Regions from separate parts of the Homo sapiens genome. Here regions 1 and 2 are each linked to region 3. A link is a contact called in ENCODE Hi-C or POLR2A ChIA-PET data. All regions are on one chromosome and are shown on one strand. Each heading gives the region's core, a stretch centred on a gene start or an enhancer-like site at or near the end of the contact. The rest is flanking DNA. Distances are from core to core; before and after follow the strand shown.

Region 1 (3,873 bases), core at 423-2,922, 45 kb after region 3:
ACTGGGTAATTAATGCCTTGTGATGACAATGACCTAGAAAATATCCTTAAATAATTGCTGCTAATAGGCTCAGTTTTGTGATGGATATATTCTTAGAAATAAATTGTACCTGAATTTTAAGTGAACAGCTCAGGGTTAATCTGATTTCCTTTGGTTTATTTTCAAAGGAATGAGTAGTTTACTTCCAAGAAAGTTTATATTTTGTTTATGCTAATGTTCTTTTAGGCTATATTTGATGCCTCATTATAAGGCTGTTCCTTGTGCCATGACCTTCATGTCCAATATGGACGAATTAAGCCTTTTGATTATGCTCTAATTCTAAATGTACAGAGACTAATGTCTTGATGATGAAATGATCTTACTTCCTTATTTCAAGACGCAATGGATTTAGGTCTAGTGATATCTTTGTCTGAGGCTTGTAATCTTGATGAGGTTTACTATTTTCCTGTTGATCTATATCTTCCTTCTTTTTGAACCAGTGATTTCTGATCTTTCGTTCTTAAGACTAGGTTCTAATTCGCATATCTAACTCCAACTCTTAGAGTTATTTCTCTGCATAAACTGGGCCACACATTATACCTTACTGAAATAGAAAAAAGAAAGAAGAAATTTGCATCTGGTCATGCCCATGATACTTTTCTCTCAGAGGATCTTTACAAGTAGGTTTATTTGCGACTTCAGATTTTAGATAATCAGTTTTACTCAGAGGTCAAGAAGTTCAAACTTTTTTTGTGGGGAGGGGATAGATGGAGAACACAGTGAAATTTCAGAAATAAGTACTTCATTCCAAGATCTGGATGCTGAGTGTTGGAGGACTCATTTGACATTTTATTTTAGAAGCTGACCCAGGAGGACTCTGGTGAGGTGGTATTGAGATATCCTAGTTAATGTGATATTTATTCTTGAATGATTTGATTTCAATACTTATTTGGAATCTTTTAGAAGAAAAAAAAACCAAAAAACCTTCAGCATCTATGGAGGAAAGCAGGTATATGCCACATGTCTTTGACAGCAATGCATGCTGTTTTGATTGATGCAACATATTTACCTTGATAAGTTCCCTCTCATTAGTTTACATCTATACTAAATTAAACTAAAATCACCAAGGAACTGTTGTCTTTTCTGTGATGAGGACCGGTGTGATTTTGCATATATGCAAATAAGTACTTTAAAATATTTTAATAAAACATTTTAGGTTGAAAAAATTAGCACAAAGTCATGAAATAGACAAATGTCTATGTAAATCTAGCTTAAGAAATAAGACTTTACAGTTACTATTTCCTTCTTCCATTGACAAAGATAAACATAGTCTTGAGTTTTCGTGCATGTTTTTATTTATGTATTTATTTATTTTTGTAGATTTAAGGGGTGCAAGTGCAGTTTGGTTACACAGTTATATTGTGTAGCAGTGAAGTCTGGGCTTTTAGTGTAACCATCACCTGAATAGTGTGCATTGTAGCCATTAAGTAATTTGTCATCCCTCACACTCCTCCCACCCTCCGGCCTTTCTGAGTCTCCATTGTCTGTTATTCCACTTTCTGTATCCATGTGTACACATTATTTAGCCCCCACTTATAAGGGAGAACATGAGGTACTTGAGTTTCTGTTTCTGAGTTATTTCACTTAAGATAATGGCCTCCTGTTTCATTCATGTTGCTGCAAAAAACATGATTTCATTCTTTTTTTTATGACTAAGTAGTGTGCTACAGTATTTCCATACCACATTTCCTTTGTTTAATCATCCACTGATGGGCATCTAGATTGTCTCCATGACTCTGCTATTGTGAATAGTGCTGTGATAAATATCCGAGTACAGATGTCTTTTTCATTTAATGATTTGATTTCCTTTGGGTGGATACACAGTAGTGGGATTGCTGGGTGGAATGATAGTTCTATGTTTAGTTCTTCAAGAAATCTCCATACTGTATTCCATAGAGGTTGTACTAATTTATTCCCAACAACAGCGTATAGGTGTTCCTGTTTCTCCGCATTCTTGCCAACATCTGTTATTTTTAGACTTTCTAATGATAGCCATTCTGACTGGTGTAAGATGGTATCTCTTTGTGGTTTCAATTTGCACTTCTGTGATGATTACTGATGTTGAATGTTCTGTCAAGTGCTTGTTGGCTATTTGTGTGTCTTCTTATGAAATATATCTTCATATAATTTGCCCACTTTTTAATGAGGTTATTTGCTTTTTTCTTATTGAGTTGTTTGAGTTCCTTGTAGATTCTGGTGGATATTAGGCCTTTGTCAGATGCGCAGTTTGCAAATAATTTCTCAATCCTGTAGGTTGTCTGTTCATCCTGTTGATTATTTCTCTTGCCATGTAGAAATTTTTTAGTTTAATTAAGTCCCATTTGTCTACTTTGTATTTTTGATGCATTTGCTTCTGAGGTTTTAGTCATGAATTCTTTGTCTAGGCCAATGTCTAGAAGAGTTTTTTCTACGTTTTCTTCTAGAATCTTTATTTATTTATTTATTTATTTTATTTAGAATTTGTACTTTATAAGTTTCAGGTTATACATTTAAGTCTTTAATCCATCTGGAGTTAATTTTTTTAATATGGTGAGAGATATAGATCTAGTTTCTTTTTTTCTCTTTTTTTATTTTTATTTTTTAAGAAACTTCACTAGCAGGAAAGGTCCAGTTTTATTTTTCTGCATGTGGCTATCCAATTTTTCCAGCCCCATTTATTGAACAGGATGGCCTTTCTCCAGTGTATGTTTTTGTTGACTTTGTTGAAGATCAGCTGGCTATAGGTATGTGGCTTTATTTCTGAGTTCTTCATTCTGATCCATTGATCTATGTGTCTATTTTTATACTAGTACTATGCTGTTTTGATTACTATAGTCTTGTAGCATAATTTAAAGTCAGGTAATGTGATGATTCCAGCTTTGTTCTTTTTGCTTAGGACTGCTTGGGCTATTTGGTCTCTTTTTTGGTTCTATATGAATTTTAGGATTGCTTTTTCTAATTCTATGAAAAATGACATTGATATTTTGATAGGAATTGCATTGAATCTGTAGATTTCCTTGGGCAGTATGTTCATTTTAATGAATGTTCCTTCCAATCCATGTGCATGAGGTGTTTTTCCATTTGTTTGTGTTATCTACAATTTCTTTAATCAGTGTTTTTTAGTTTCCCTCATAGGAAACTTTTACCTCTTTGGTTCAATGTTTGCATGTTTTTATATTTTGCTAATTTTGCATGCAAGCTTAAACAATGGTATACACACACTTATACACACACACACATATGTTTATAGTTGGTCCTCATTTGTGGATTCAATACTTGCAAATTTGTCTACTTACAAAAATGTATTTGTAACTCCAAAGTCAATATTAATGCTGCTTTTACAGTCATTTGCAGGTATACACAGAGCACAGAAAAATTTGAGTTGCTCAACTCACATTTTTCCAGCTGAGGACAAGCAAGGTGATGCTCTACCTTCTTGTTTCAGCTCTCATACTGTAAATAAATGTCCTTTTTACAATCCATTTAGTGTCATGTTTTTGTGCATTTTTGCACATTTTGTTGGTAATTTCACTGTTTAAAATGTAGTGTTGAAGTGTTTCTAACATTCCTAAGTGCAAGAAGGCTGTCATGTACCTTATGGAGAAAATGTATTTGATAAACTTTGTTCAGGCATGAGCCATAATGCTGTTAGCTGTGAGTTCAATGTTAATGAATCAACAACATATATTAAATTAGATGTCTTGAAACAGAAACACACACAAAACAAGAATATGTATTGATCAGTTGAGGAAAACATTGTACCTGAAATTCAGAGGAATCTAACCCTGTATTTCCTGTTTGAGCAATGGTTTAGCTAATTCAGTGTTCATGGTGACTTTATAGAAAATAACTACC
Region 2 (4,008 bases), core at 1,391-3,890, 63 kb after region 3:
TTTAGCTCCAAAGACTCTACAACTTGATGATATGGTCAACTTTTGCGGCACAGAGCATCTTGATCCTCCAGTAAGGGCCTTCTGAAATACAATGCGGATTATTCTTCATTTCCCTCTCGAAATTCATTCTTTACCCTTCTCTTACCAGCTCCGTTCTCCAAAAGCCTGGCCTTTTTTGTTTTTCTTTTTTTTCTTAGATGGAGTCTTGCTCTGTCACCCAGGCTGGAATGCATGGCACGATCTCGGCTCACTGCAGCCTCCGCCTCCTGGGTTCAAGTGAATCTTCTGCCACAGCCTCCTGAGTAGCTGAGACTACAGGCATGTGCCACAATGCCTGGTTAATTTTTGTATTTTTAGTAGAGATGGGGTTTCGCCATATTGGCCAAAGCCTGGCCTCTTTATGGACGGTACCACTCAAGCTCCCTTGGCTTCTGGTTTCTATTTGAGTTCAGCAAAGCTAGAGATTAGCAGACAGGAAGTGAGAGTAGGTGGGGTATTTTTATTCTCCCTGTTTCTTCTCAGTTTGGGCAGTGGCCATCTTACTTTACCTATATTCACAGCTATTTTAGTTAGGTGGTCCTTCTCTTATGATTCTGGCTCTCATTGGGTAACACGATCCTCTTTTTGTCTTGAGTCTAGGGGAGGTAAAGGCTTTCTACTATACCTAGTCCTTGCATGTTTCACCATCCCTCATTGGTAGTCTTAATCAGGTCCACACCGTTATAAAATGTTTTATCTTAAAACTTTTTTCCACTAGCCCTTTGATTGTACCATACATTTCTTGCTGGATTTCTGATTAAGATGTGGGCATTGAGAAAAAGACAAAAAGCACAGGTAATTGGAAGTAATAGGTCTTTATGAATGTGACTGCCCTTTAGGAGACAGTGATGTGAAGGTCATAGTATATGTCTCAGAATTATGTGTACCTACACCTCAGACAGATGGAAAAACAGGCACTGTGAGGAGAAGATTGCTCAAGGAATATGGAGACCTAGGATTTCTCTTTGAGGGGATATTATGATATGAACATTATGATGGATACATTTAGATAGTCTTTTACTCTTCTGCTAAGTTAGTTCTTTATAGAACAAGCACAGTAACAGGCAATAGAGTAGGCATAGGAAAAGTTAGAGCAGAAGTTGGAGCATCATGAATGGATTTCCATCAGACAGTCCACCCAGAAGGACTTGAACTGTTCTCGTCCTTTGGGGGTAATGAGTATCTACCATACTGAAGCCAACTTAATAATTAAATTTAAAACTATATAACTTTGGGGATTGGCTCTCCTCTTTGCTGAGGCAGAAAAAAGAGCAATGGACAAAGCTCTAACACCTGGAATAGTGAATAGGTAAGAGTGTTTTAGCTGGATAGTGTGTTGAGAGAAGAACAGAGCCATTTCTGGCAGTCCTGTAGACTTGAGTGGTTCCATGCTTATTATGCTGAGCAGGAAGAAGTGGCCATGGGCATGCACCTGTTGAAGAGTAATGACAAAGGATTCTGAGATTTCCTGCAGAGCTGTGAGTCCTTAGGAGCGGGACCAGTAAGAAGCTAGATAATCCTAATGCATACTCATTTTCTAATGAAGCTTCCTTAGTGATATGGCAATGGTGCCAAATTCAAAGTTTAATTCAACCAATACACAAGTGACCAAAGTATTGCCTTAAATCACTGAGTTACAACTCTAACATATATCCGTATTTTTAAAGCCCATCAAATTGTAGGAAATTTGGGATATTCAATCACAGTGTGTAGCCTCTGGTATGTTTTTGGTCAAAAACACTGAACTATACAGCCAGAATTAAGTGGAAAGTTTAGAGATTATCCAGTAAATTCTTTTGTGGCAACAGCCAAAAGGGATTATTTTGGTCTCTGGTTGATTTTTTTTTTGGCTTATTTGGCCAATTTTAATTGGCTGTCTATGGCAGACCAAAGTTAACAGAAGACTGTGGGCTTCCAGACAAGGGACGATCATTAGCAGAATGAAATTGAGTCATATCCTGGGAAATCACAAAATCCTTTGTGTTTTAGCTGGGATTAAAAAGGAAAAGTGAAGGACAATATATCTGTAACTTATTTTTGGCACTAAGAAGTTAAATACTGAGAGAAAATCAGATGATGTTAAAAATAGGAGTTACATGTTTTAAAATTTTAGGTCATAGAGAAAAATTATTAACAATAAATATTTATCTTTTGAGCTATGCCTATTGAAATAGTTGATATATAGACCCAATTCAGCAGATTTCTGCTCTGTTTTTTGGGCAGAGGTGATTTCAGACAAGCCTCCAATCTCTGCCCTCTCTGTTTCTCCAGTTCTATCCTACTTAGTAAAGAACCACACAACCTGCACTCATGGTGAACAAAGCTATTATTTAATGGAATCTTTCCACTGTGAAACCAAATTATTTTAATTGGCTTAAAATAATAATAAATACTGAAAGCCAAGTACGCGACCTCTGGCCCTGCTGGCGTTTAAGATATCATACTCATCATACTTTCTGGTGAGAGTCTCAGGCCCGTCTCTGAAGAAGGGCCAAATGTAAATAAATTCATCATGTTTAGATCAGGGTTTTGCCAATGTATATTATGTCTCATATAAGCCCTTATTATATAACTTCCTTCTTTGGGTTTTACAGAGTTCTTGTTTGTTGACATTCAGGGTGTGTCTAGAAAGTGTATTTTTGATTCATCCTACTCACCTAGGCAGCGTGCCCTGGACATTAGGGGTTCTGGTTTATACTTCATGGTTTATTTTTTGTGGCTATATATTTCTTACATTTTGTTCATGTGCCCTTGGACTTCTCAGGAAAAGCTTAACAGCTCATTTTTATAAATCAATAAATAAGTAACTAATACATCATGGATCAAAGTCCACAATAGCAGCACTGTAGAGAGATTTATATTGTCCTAGGCACTTATGCACTTATAATGATGATATCCTTGGACCCAAGGCCTAACACATTTTTCATTAGAACTATTAGATTCCATACAAGATCAACAATGACAAACACTCTAGTGAAAATGATGAAAATTTAACAGGCTTCTTTTACAGACTTCAGAGTTTAGTGTTCTCATGTCCTCCTCTGTGGCCTGACTTCTTTCTATATTTCAGAATTCTCTTGTTTGATTTCCAAAAGCTACTCTGTTAATACCTCTTAAATTTAGAGGCATAATTGAAGAAGAATGAAACTTGGAGTTCCCAAATCTTTAACGACCCTCCCAGGAGCCAGGTTAGAAACTCTACCCAGGAGTAAGTATGCCTATCACTCTACATGCTCCAGGTTAAACTTTAGAACCTGTAGTTCAAGAGACGATTTTACCTCTTGTAAAATCTACCAAGTGTTCTTCGGGAAGAGAAGAGGGAGGTTTAGAGGGGCACTGCTTAGGAGTTGTAATGTGGAACATACCCTTTGCATCTGTGGATATTCATCTGCCCTGTTTAGCACTCTCTCAGCTCCTGACATAGTGCCTGGCACATGGGAGAACTCACACATTATTTGTCAAATTCATGAATGAATAAATGCAAATGTTGAAAGCAGGTAGAAAAACCAATAATTTAGTAGGTAGTATTAAATTTCTAACTTATACACATATTACCTATATTTCAAAGCAAAACAAAGGAACATTTGTTGAACAAAGAAAAATAAAGGCCTGACGCAGTGGCTCACGCCTGTAATCCCAGCACTTTGGGAGGCCGAGGTGGGTGGATCACCAGAGGTCAGGAGTTCGAGACTAGCCTGGCCAACATGGTGAAACCTTGTCTCTACTAAAAAATACAAAAATTAGCCTGGCGTAGTGGCATGAACCTATAATCCCAGCTACTTGGGAGACTGAGGCAGGAGAATCACTTGAATCCTGAAGGCGGAGGTTGCTGTGAGCTGAGATTGTGTCATTGCACTCCACCCCAGGTGACAAGAGTGAAACTCCATCTCAAAAAAAAAAAAAAAAAAGAAAGTACAAAGAAACAGGAAAAATGCAGGAGAGGCATACGGTGAACAGAGAGAAGAAACA
Region 3 (3,851 bases), core at 684-3,183:
TTTGCTTTCGTTGGGGAGGCCATCTGGAGAGGACTGCCAGGACAAAGGCAGCCTGGGACAGGGTGGAAGACCTTGGGCCATTAGGGTCTGTGGTCACCTCCAGGATGACCTCCAGTGATTCTCACTTCTTGTTAGTCACACTCTGTGTTGTTCTCTCCCATTTTGAATAAGGGTTACCTTAGTAACCAATAGTACATTGTGGAAATGACTCCTAAGTGTGACTTCCAGAGGCTTCTGCCTTACTCTATGAGATCCCTCAGATCAACTTCTCTTACGGGAAGCCAGCTGCGATGTCATGAGGACACCCAAACAGCCCCATAGTTTCTTGGGGTAAGGAACTGAGGCCTGCTGCCAGCAACCAGCACCAGTTAGCAGTATGTGAGTGAGCCACGTGGGAAGTGGATTCTTCAGCCCCAATGCAACCTTCAGTGACTGTAACCCCAGCTGACGTTTTGACTCTAACCTTTTGAGGGAGTCTGAGGCGGAACCCACCAAGCTAAGTTCCTAGCCCACAGAAATTGTGTGAGGTAATAAATAATTATTATTTTAAGTCATTAAGTTTTTGGATAATTTGTTAAACAGCAATACATAACTAATACAGAACCCAGCACATGGTGCTAGATTCCTGGAAGAAAAGAGCAACGTTAAAAGAAATATTAAAAGCGTAGATCAGGGAGGCCAAAGAGACATTTTCTTCACGTTTTGCCCCAAAGTGGTATAGTTTACACTTTATAAAGGGGATGTAGTCATGGGGCTGGGAATGGTGGGAGAAAATGAATTCAATAACTAATTCCCAGAGCACCTGGATGAAAGGAAAAAAAGGCAAAACGATGAATGTTAGTTTGGGAAGGACTCCTGGATATGAAGGCTTGGAAATGGATCTTTCAACATCCTGTGAAGTTGTGAAAATTGTTTTGTACTTGAACAACCCTTGGATTTCATCAGACAGTAGGACCACAGTAATGTGGGTAAAAAAAAGTCTCCTGAGATCCTTGAGTCATTCTTTTTTTTCCTCGTACAAGACTCTAGTTAAGGCTACCAAAGACTATCTCACCTTTTACAAGTCAACATGCCAATGAAGGCAGCAGTTTCAAGGCTTGGCAAAAGGTTTCACATTCATTTAAACAAAAGGGGCTCTTTCTAAAATTATCTCTAGCTATATTAAACTATGAATCATGTTTGTACCTCTAGGAAGGACTTAAGTCACATATTAGCATTTAGGGAAGAAGGCTTTGTATTAGAGAGTAAAAAATTTTTAAAAAACAAATTGCTGTCTTACTACATGGTTTTATAACTGTCAACTTTTTATGTGTTTTCAATTGGGGGAAAGGATGAGTTTCTTTGGAAAGGGGCAAGGCAGGAAATCAGTAATGATTCATACCACTTTTTCACATGCTTCTCTGATGAGTTTTAATCACAAATCTGGGTCCACTTGTGTAACAAAAACATTAAAAGAGGGTGTTTTAAACTACGTCTTTTTATTAATCATGTATTTGGTCTTGTAAACAATACACGCAAGCACATCCTTGTTACGTCAGTTGGAAAACAGTGATTAACTAGCTGTTTAGGAGACGGGAGTATCTTGCAATTTTATATGCACTTCTCAAGTAGCTGTGTGTTTTCTCTTGGGTGATTTAATTTGATTTAGGCAAATTAAATTTTAGAATTTAATTGATTTTTAATTTTAATGATCTCTCTCTTCTATGCTTTGCATTTAATGGCATTTTTTAGGACTGCCACAGTAGTCTTTTGAAAAAAGGGCACATTTACTTGAAAGAAATATACTTTGTTATTTCTGAGTCCCTTTGAAATCGCTGAAGATGGTTTTACTTTAGCTTTCCCTTCAGCCTAATTCCCTTTTCCCCTTTGTTTCTATTGGGATGAGGTAATCCTGGGTTTGTAGAGTCTTTTGTGATGGAAATGGCTATGACCACACAGACGCGGCATAATATTTACTTGGAATAAGAGAAAGAGAAATATCAATAGTGCTGCTCACCAAGCATTTGAAAATACGTGTGTCTTTCATTTCCAGAGAGAAAAATACCACTTTGCATGTTCATTATTAATTTGGGTAACTGAAATATAGTGTGTGTTCATAAATTGTGAATCAAAATTGAATGAGAAGAGGAGTGAAATTTAAAAATTAATTATGGCAAGGTCTGAAGTTATGAAGGCCAGATGTATTAACGATGCATTAATATAGTATAAGACATTCATAAGTAAAATAAGGAAGTTATATGGAGCTGAACAAGCTCATCGAACAAATAGGGGTGTATGTGAGTACAGACCCTAGCTTCGTTGTTGTAGCCTGATTCTGAAGAACAGGTCAGCAACCTTTTTCTGTAAAGGGCCAGACAGAAAATATTTTAAGCTTGGAGGCCATAGGCCTCTATCACAACTACTCAGTTTTGCAGTTGTAATAGAAAGCAGCCATGGACAATATGGAAATGAATAGATGTGGCAGTATTTCAATAAAACTTTATTTATAAAAGCAGGCTGCATGCCAGATTTGACTTGGAGACTGTAGTTTGCTGCCTCCTATCCTACAGAACATAATTTTTCTTATTTACTTACTTGTAGACCAATGCATTGGAAAGGGAGTTTGAAGCAGCTTACAAGTACAGGTCGAGCATCCCAAATCTGAAAATCTAAAATCTGAAATGCTCCAAAATCTGCACCTTTTCCAGTGCTGACAAGACATCCAAGGCAAATGCTCATTGGAGCATTTTGGATTTTGAATTTTTGAGTTTCAGATGCTCAACTGGTAAGCAAAAGGCAAATTTCCCAAAATTTGAAAAATCCTTAAAAATGTATATAGCAAGGTCAAGGCACAGTAGGACCTGGAGAGATTTTGTGGGTAGGAATGGAGTGGGCTCCAGCCTATAGTAGATTGAGTACATCTATTGCTAACATCCGGGAATCACTTGGGAGCAAAGTCAGTGTCTGTGGACCATTCAGTTTTCATTTGAGTGAATATTATATGTAACCTGTGCTGAGGATCTGCGTAGATGCCCTTCATATCAGCATTGGTGAGAGCCTTCCAGGTGGGGCCCTTGACACCTAGAGGGGTGATGGTTGAAAAGAGAAATCTCCTACTCTATACCCCAGTGTGACTAAACAGGCCTAGCTCATCCCCTCAACCCCTGCCACTCCACTCACCAAATGGAACAGAAATTAAACACAGCCTTTTTAAATGTATATATCCTTTGTCCCTGTGCTTCCACTTGCAGGAATCCATCCTAAGAAAAATTTTAGGGAAGCTGCTAAAAACTGATATGTAGGCTGGGTGCGGTGGCTCATGCCTGTAATCCCAGCACTTTGGAAGGCCAAGGTGGGCGGATCACGAGGTCAGGAGTTCAAGACCAGCCTGACCAATGTGGTGAAACCCCGTCTCTACTAAAAATACAAAAATTAGCCAGGTGTGGTGGTGTGTGCCTGTAATCCCACCTACTCAGGAGGCTGAGGCAGGAGAATCCCTTGAACCCGGGAGGCAGAGGTTGCAGTGAGCTGAGATTGTGCCACTGCACTCCAGCCTAGTCGACAGAGTGAGATTCCATCTCAAAAAGAAAAAAAAAAAAAAAGAAACAAAAACTGATATGTAATATTCAAATTTCAGCTTCATTTATTAAACCAAAAATTGGAAAGAAGATAAATATCCAACAGAAGGAGAGTAGGTAAGTAAGTTCTGGTATATATGAGATGAAATAATATATTATCTTTTAAATGGTTTTTGAGGACAATTTTATGACAGGGAAGTGCTGAATATAATTTTAAATGAATATAGAAGAATGCAATATGATCATAATTTTGTGGAAACAATATTGCAAAAAGACTAGAAGAAAATATATTGT

The links. Hi-C counts contacts between places; a loop is a spot of excess contacts on that map. ChIA-PET counts read pairs that join two places held with the same protein, here RNA polymerase II (POLR2A). Pooled maps may share reads with other maps.
Region 1: a map of endothelial cell of umbilical vein shows a loop between it and region 3 (7-fold over the local background). The contact joins two enhancer-like sites. A Hi-C loop is called at or near these places in 9 of 168 maps with a recorded cell type or tissue (Calu3, IMR-90, MCF 10A and 4 more) and 3 of 50 pooled maps. POLR2A ChIA-PET finds 5 or more read pairs at or near these places in 1 of 52 experiments (AG04450).
Region 2: a loop to region 3 is called in a pooled map, with 2.2 times the contacts of the local background. The contact joins two enhancer-like sites. A Hi-C loop is called at or near these places in 9 of 168 maps with a recorded cell type or tissue (Calu3, IMR-90, MCF 10A and 4 more) and 3 of 50 pooled maps. POLR2A ChIA-PET finds 5 or more read pairs at or near these places in 3 of 52 experiments (AG04450, PC-3 and endothelial cell of umbilical vein).

The regions. Positions count from the first base shown.
Region 1 is chr5:53,371,795-53,375,667 of GRCh38, reverse strand. No RefSeq gene overlaps it. Among named protein-coding and RNA genes, the nearest start is that of FST, 110 kb to the left of the region's middle. Within about 2 kb of position 1,672, at least 2 of the 41 ENCODE cell types and tissues checked have a DNase peak (open chromatin) inside an H3K27ac peak, as active enhancers do; they include endothelial cell of umbilical vein and mammary epithelial cell, where a contact is called at or near this core.
Region 2 is chr5:53,354,088-53,358,095 of GRCh38, reverse strand. No RefSeq gene overlaps it. Among named protein-coding and RNA genes, the nearest start is that of FST, 120 kb to the left of the region's middle. Within about 2 kb of position 2,640, at least 2 of the 41 ENCODE cell types and tissues checked have a DNase peak (open chromatin) inside an H3K27ac peak, as active enhancers do; they include PC-3, where a contact is called at or near this core.
Region 3 is chr5:53,416,638-53,420,488 of GRCh38, reverse strand. No RefSeq gene overlaps it. Among named protein-coding and RNA genes, the nearest start is that of FST, 62 kb to the left of the region's middle. Within about 2 kb of position 1,933, at least 5 of the 41 ENCODE cell types and tissues checked have a DNase peak (open chromatin) inside an H3K27ac peak, as active enhancers do; they include PC-3, endothelial cell of umbilical vein and mammary epithelial cell, where a contact is called at or near this core.